Linked DNA regions of Homo sapiens: all the other regions are linked to region 1. Evidence: read pairs that join two places in POLR2A ChIA-PET (ENCODE). Cell type or tissue: PC-9. All regions are shown on one strand.

What was found. Peaks named below come from ENCODE experiments on the same cell type or tissue, not always from the same donor. Only the 100,000 strongest peaks of a DNase experiment are listed, where the experiment ranks them.
Region 2: POLR2A ChIA-PET joins it to region 1 with 5 read pairs; 3 of 35 experiments call an interaction of 5 or more read pairs at or near these places.
Region 3: POLR2A ChIA-PET joins it to region 1 with 5 read pairs; 2 of 35 experiments call an interaction of 5 or more read pairs at or near these places.

What each region holds. Positions count from the first base shown.
Region 1 is chr9:116,939,524-116,942,023 of GRCh38, forward strand. All of the region lies in intron 10 of ASTN2 (astrotactin 2), which reads right to left. Among named protein-coding and RNA genes, the nearest start is that of SNORA70C, 240 kb to the right of the region's middle. In PC-9, no CTCF peak of the experiment used is centred here; a DNase peak (open chromatin) is centred at 1,478; H3K27ac peaks cover 2,500 bases.
Region 2 is chr9:117,017,894-117,020,393 of GRCh38, forward strand. All of the region lies in intron 6 of ASTN2 (astrotactin 2), which reads right to left. Among named protein-coding and RNA genes, the nearest start is that of SNORA70C, 160 kb to the right of the region's middle. In PC-9, no CTCF peak of the experiment used is centred here; no DNase peak of the experiment used is centred here.
Region 3 is chr9:116,849,788-116,852,287 of GRCh38, forward strand. The region is part of intron 11 of ASTN2 (astrotactin 2); the gene reads right to left. Among named protein-coding and RNA genes, the nearest start is that of TRIM32, 160 kb to the left of the region's middle. In PC-9, no CTCF peak of the experiment used is centred here; no DNase peak of the experiment used is centred here.

The sequences.
Region 1 (2,500 bases):
CACACATTTGATTCTCAATAAGATTTAGCTGACTGTATTTTAGACAGATACAGCTAAACAGAAATAAAATCATTTGTGTCATTCTTTTGTATTTTTTTTTCCAAATTGAGCTAATCACACACACATGCAAATCTTGGGTGGCAAAAACCTACTATGTACAGGCCTGTTCTGAGTGCTAGAGAGGGAAATGAATACAATACCAATGTGGTCTCATAAAGCTCACAGCTCCACAGTGAAGGGAAGCAGTCAGTTTTCACAATGACTCAGGTGGAAAAATGATAACAAATACGTCATGGGCTGCATGATGACGTTTCCGTCAACCATGGACAAAATACATGATGGTGACCCCATAGCATGACAACAGAGCTGAAAAATTCCTCTGGCCTAGTAACATTGTAGCTTTCCTAATGTCCTAGCACAATGCATTACTCACATGTCTGTGGGGATGTTGGTGTATGCAAGCCTACCACACTCTCTGTTGTATAAAAGTATAGCACATACAATTATGTACAGTACATAATACTGGATTATGATAATAAACAACTATGCTACTGGTTTAAGTATTTATTCTACTATACTTTTAATTGTTATTTTTATTATTTTGTAGAGACAGAGGTCTCACTATGTTGCCCAGGCTGGTTTCAAACTCCTGGCCTCAAGTGAGCCTCTCGCTTCAGTTTCCCAAAACACAGGGAATACAGTTATCAGCCACCATGCTGGGCCTTTTTATTGTTATTTGAGAGTGTAGTCCTACTACTTATTAAAATCAGTTAACTGTAAAACAGCCTCAGACAAGTCCTTGTAACTGTAAGACAACCTCAGACAATACCTCCAGGAGGTATTGCAGAAAAGGCATTGCTATCATAGGAGATGACAGCTCCATGTGTGTTATTGTCCCTGAAGACCTTCCAGTGGGACAAGATGGAGGTAGAAGACAGTGATATTGATGATCCTGATTCTGTGTAGTCCTAAGCTAATGTGTGTGTTCATATCTTAGTTTTTAATAAAGGAGTTTAAGAGTGAAAAAAACTATTTATAAAAGCTCATAGAATGAAGATGTAAACCCTCATGTACACCCATATGTGTGTTTTAAGCTAAGTGTTACTACAAGTCAAAAAGTTTAAAGAAATAAAACATAAAGTTTTAGTAATCTAGGTTTATTATTGAAGAAAGAAAATTTTAAAATAAATTTAGTGTAGCCTAAGTGTACAGTGTTTATAAAGTCCCCAGTAGTATCCGGTAATGTCCTAGGCCTTCACTTTCACCCACTACTCACTCACTGACTCACCCAGAACAACTTCCGGTCCCGCAAGCTCTACTCATGGTAAGTGCCCTATACAGGTAGATAATTTTAAAAAATATTTTAAAATTTCTACTGTCCCTGTTCTATGTTTAGATATGCTCAGATACACAAACATTTACCATTGTGTTAAGTTGCCTACAGTATTCAGTACAGTAACAGGCTTTACAGGTTTGAAGCCTAGGAGTAATAGGCTACATCATGTAGCCTTGATGTACAGTAACCTTTACCATCTATTTTTGTGTAAGTACATTCTTTGATGTTTGCACAATGACCAAATTGCCAGACAATGCATTTCTCAGAACAAATCCCTTTCGCTGAGTGACACATGTCTGCAGAAGACAACTGAGGATACCAGTTTGAGATCCATTAAGACTTGGTTATGGCATATTGTTTAGCATGGTATTTGACTCTGCTAGTGTGCTTAGAATTTTCTGGTGAATTATCCTGGGATAATCTGGGATACTTGTGATTCTGGCCTGACTTTTTTTTTTTTAAGTCTTTTATTCTGGAATAATTTTAGATTTACAGAAGAGTTGCAAAGATAGTGCAGATAATTTCTGTACACCTTTCACCCAGCTTCCATTCAGCTTAACATGTTACATAACTATCCAGGAAGAACAGATGTCCTAGTTTGAGGGCTGCCAGCAGGAGAATCCCCTCTTACTCAGAGAAGGGTGAGCTGCTTGTTCTTTTCAAGCCTTCAAGTGATTGGATGAGACTCCCTACCCCCCACATCATGGAAGACAATCTGCTTTACTTAAGCTACAGAAAAAAAAAAAAAAACAACTTCACAGAAACACCTAGAATAATGCTTGACAAAATAATTGAGCATCTCCATGGGCCAGTATAGTTGACATATAAAATTAACCATCACACTCTAGTACATTTATCAAATCTAAGCAATTAATATGGAACCAATACTATGAACAAACTACAGACTTTCTTTGGAGGCTGATCATTGTTTTTTCATTACAACAGCCTTACGCAGACCAAATGACCTCAGTGTTAGATACCAGAGTTGAGACTATTGGATCAGTACTACCAAAACCAAGCAAGATAGCCAGACGACATGAGCAGAGAGGTAGGAAGAACACTGGGCCAGCAGACTACTTGAATTCTAATCCTGGCTTTGCTACTGAAAGGCCCTGAGTCCTAGATAAGCTAAAAAAAAAAAAAAAAGTCCCTTCAAGCTCTAAA
Region 2 (2,500 bases), 78 kb after region 1:
GGTGTCTTCTGAAATTGTGCAACATGGTGATCCTCCTTGGGACACAGCCAGATATCAGTCTCATTAAAAAAAAAAAAAAGTCACCTTGCTCTCACTTACCCAGGCTAGACTCATTTTTTCTAGGCTGACTTATCCTAGCAGCTTTTCCCCTGATTGTCACAATACCCTGGGATGATCGGCGTAGGGTGGGAATGAGGGACCCTACTTGAAGACATGTTGCGAGAGTGAGGAACCACTGTGGGGTCCTAGAAGTATGCCTGGCATATATTAGGTGCAATACCTTTGGAATGAAAATTTATGGTAAGACATGAATAGCTGAGTAAATTAACAAATGAATGAGTGCACCTTGTGGCCTACAGGACCCACCAGCTTCACTATGCTCCCTGCAGCCTGTTTCCACTTCTTAGGGTCTACCCTTTTGTATGAGATGTGCTTCCTTCTGCCTTTCCCAAGAAATCTGCAGAAACATCAGGAGCTGTTTGGAAAAGACAGCTCACAACTGTGAGCACTAAGAATAACCATATTAGCAATTCTTCCCCAAATCTCTTTCATTACTACACTGTGGGTTCGATGCCAACTGACCAAATTAGGCATAGGCACCTGCCTGCTTGTGTCTCTTGTGTCAGTGTGTGTATGTTTGTAAGTGTTCCTTTTTCTCTAGATCTCTTCCTTTCTACTCTCTTCTGTCTGGAATTGGCTTCACTGGAAAAAGCATAGACCTTGAAGTGGGCAGGCACATCTGGATTCAAATGGTGCCTTGACAGTTCATCATTTGAGTGACCCTGGGAAATGCTTGATATTTCTTTTCTCTGCTTGCTCATCTAAAAGAGGGTGAATAGCACTTATCTTGCAGTATTTGCAAGGTAAATGTAAGTCTGTGTCTGTGCCTCACTCATTGAATGCACATGGAAAATGGGATTTTTTTTTACTACTGCTATTGCTTAGAAATACCAGTAGAGGGTAGGTGTTACTTTTATTCCCATTGTACAGACAAGGAAATTGGAGCTAAAAGAGGTTAACTGTACATGTCCTAAATTGCACAGCTAGGAAACTGATGATTCAAAATTAGAATGCAGGCTACCTGACTCTGACTCCAGAGCTCTGTTAACACATGGCTGCCTCGCATTCTGCTTGCTTCAAGGAAAACCTATCCACATCACTAAGATTTCTGGTTGTTGTATTTTTCTTTTTCGCTTCTGTCAACATACATCTCTCATTACTTCTGTAAATACTGAGCTTCTCATGGTGGTAGCTGGAACATAAATCATACCATGTTGAAAGAGAGGGAGAAAAAAAAACAAAGAAGTCAGGGAGAAGGTGACATAATATTGTAATTCAATACTTAATATCTCCAAAGACATGTAATACATCGTCATGACATTTTCAGGAGATATTTTCTGGAAATTGGACAATAATTCAAATTAATGCTAAGCCTAAATCTAATTATTTTATGATGCTACAAAGGACTACATGGGGCCAAGCATCCAAAAATCAGCGGTTTCAACAGTCATGTTGATGAAACAAATTTCACTGCCAGGCACGGATGAGAACAGCTGCCTAAATATACAATATTAATACCTGGGGCAATGTAATAACAGGGAACTGCAGCCTAGCCACACTGTAGCCTTCTCAGCAACCAGCCTTTCACCAGCCAAGTCCTACTATGAATTCTGGGAAAGGTAAGGAGATAAAAAAATAAGGTTTTTATTCGAGGGCCAAATGAAGGCCCTGGGGATCAAATAGGACCCAGGGTGGCTGAGGTCCACGTTTCTGGTATATGTCGCATGAAAGGTGAATTCCCGTCTTCTGTTCCTGGAGGCAGCTGGTGAAATGTAGTCTGAAGGAGCCAGTCCCTGGAGCCAGAGAAGACTGGTTGGAACACCAGCCTTGCCATTTACCACCTGAAGGACTTTATGCCTATGATTCACTCTGTGAACCTTGCGGATTCTCTTCTGTAAAATGGGACAACAATACCTAACATATAACTCCTGTGTGTAATGGCACATTGAGATGTCCATGGTTCATGAAGGAAGCAAGTTGCCCGAAAATAGATAAAGTATCATCTCAGATTTGAAATAAACAAACATAAAAATAGCCATTCAGGGTTTCTGTGTGTGTGTGTGTGTGTGTGTGTGTGTGTGTGTGTGTGTGTATGTGTGTGTGTGTAGCAAAAATTCTAGAAGGAAATACATCAAAAGGGTAATCAACTGGGCAGACTAGGATTGGAAATATCCTAGGAATAGGAAAGAGGGTATATTTAATATGTGCTTCATTTACACCTATATTACCTTTGTAATAAGGATACTGATGATGGTACTATTACTAGTACTTCTATGATATTGAAAACAGCAATAACACCAACTTCAGAAGATTTGGGAAGGAAGAAAGGGTAGAATATATACAAATTGTAGTAGTGAGTCAAACACATAGAAGGTGATGAAAAATTGCTTTTTTTTTTTTGGTCTCTAGCTAATTGCCAAGAATATGTTCTCCCTCTGTT
Region 3 (2,500 bases), 90 kb before region 1:
CTTGAGGCTGTGTCCTCACATCACACCTTCTCATTGATCACTCAGACTGTGAGTGAGAAAGATTTTAAAGCTGGTTGGCTTTGCAAAGCATAGAGCAGCAACCATTGAGCATATGCTTCTGTGGGTATATATTTATTCAGCTTATGTTGAGTATAATTTTGGATGGTATGCATATTTTATTTTTTGTTGCAGAGAGCAATTTAAAAGAAGAAAAAAAATCCTTCTCTGAATGGAGACAGATGCCATATATGTTGGACCCTCAGGGGATTGAAAAGGATGAGGTTCCCAAGTCCAGTGTTCTGGGGACGGACGTGGGTGGAAGGAAACTCACAAGTGATGGGAATCCAGGATCAACTGCAACACCCACAGCAAGGCCAGCAAGGCACTAACCACCCAGTCCAGGGCAGGGCCCTTCAAGGTTTTATTCCCAAGGCCTCCCCAGTAGCCTGTCTGACTGTTCTCTACATGCTATTTACTGAGTACTAAATATTGAGTGATGGGTGAAGTGCACATCATCCCCCTTAACTTTCCCCACAACTCCATGTTGAGATGCTGTTGTACATATGAGAACACAGATACTACATTGCCCAATGTCATCAACTAGAACAGCAGGAATCTGTGTGCTGGGAAGCCAGACCCCAGAACCAGTGCTCTCAAATCCCCACCAATGTCATCTAGTGGTTACTGGAGTCCTTATTTTGGAGTCCTGATATCCATGCTACCAATTCCTATCTGAGTGACAATGAACATGTCACTTCCCTTTCTGAGTTGGCTTCCACACTCACAGGATGGAGACTGAGATACCATTTTGCTAGGGTGTTATCAAGATTCAGAGATCCAAAGTTACACTTAAAAGTCATTTGAGACATTTGTTCTTTTTTTCTACCCCACCCCCTGCCTAAAAGGTTCTCCTCTTACCCAGGATGAACTCAAGATGTAACATTTTAAAATGAGCCTTAGGAAAAAACCTGCAAGGGTTGGTACCAGCTGGAGAAAAATAAATACGCTCATGTGGGTGCCAAAGATTCAAAAGAGAGAAGCAGCAGCCCAAACCAGAGTCTACACCAGAGGGAATCATTATGGAAGGAGAAAGTTCATCCTATCATTGTGCAGAAAGGAAGGATCCATGTGTGACTCTAGGGAGTAGGATCCAAAGCATCATTTTCTAGCTCTGTAAATAGACTATGGACTCTTTGCTAGTTAGGACACAGTATCTTTCTAATGTTAGGGCCCAGAAGAGGGTCTTACACAGCAGTACTTAGTTGTTGAGCTCTGAATGCAGCTAAAATTCAACTGTGGGTTGTCTAATAACCAGTTTTTGCTTCAACCAAAGGCAAGTTTGATCTAGTTTGATAAGATGTGCTAGATGCTGGAGAATCCATTACCAACAGTCAAGAATCACATAAAAGAGCTGCTCTATGCATACCTAAGTGGGAAAACTGTAAAAAAAACATGATTAGCATAAAAGACAGGGTCTTGGCCACTTCCAGAAGGGAGGACAGGGTTACAATTGGAAATGGAGGCATGGTGGGTGTGTTGGGGGAGGGCTTATGGAATGCAGGCAATATTCTATTTCTTGACATGGGTGATGGTTTAGGTGAGAATTGCTTAATTCGTATCAAAACTGTAAATAATGTTTTACATATTTTTCTATATATTATATTGCACAGTAAAATTGCTAAACATCTATCTATCTATCTATCTATCTATCTATCTATCTATCTATCTAGTTATCTATCTATCTTATAGTAAATCTACTAAAAGGACATGTCAAAATGTTAGTAGTAGCTATTTGGAGGTGACATGACTATGGGTGATATTGTTCTTTATTTTTTCTCTATATGTCCTAAATATTCTTGTATGTGCATATAATAATTTCATAATTAAAAAAAAACACGTTTTAGTTGAATTGCTTCATTACCTAAATAAGGCAACAACAAAAACGTGAAGGTCAGTTCCACCACTTCTGCCTGAAATTCCTCCAATGGAGAACCTCATCTTCTCCCTAAGGTTCAATGTGCATGAAAGAACAGCTCTGCAGAGTAAGTTGAGGGGTGCCAAATCCCACTGGCTCTTATATAGGCCTATCTGCAGTGTCTTCCCCCTCTGGAACCAAGTACATCTTTGACTTAGGTACTGTGGCGGGAAAGGGAGATGCCCCAGAGAGAATCAAGTTTAACTCTGAATTTGTAGGAAGGACAGGAGCATAGCTGAGGATTCACAGTAAACAGAGTCATGTTGAGAAACAGGGTCCCTTCATCACCTCGGACTGTATTATCCCCATGATCATGGGCCTGAAAAATCACCTTTCCCTTTCAGTGATGATGAAGAAAATTTCTGAAAACCAAGGAAAGCCAGAAAAGGCTACTAAGTTTCCTAGCTCAACAAGCTCCTCTCTACACAATAGGACCTGATCTTAGGAAGGGAGGCCATGGCCCTGGGTTTTGCTCATGCCTGGCTACTTTCACTGGGTCCGGCCAACAATATTGTAAGGTGCAGG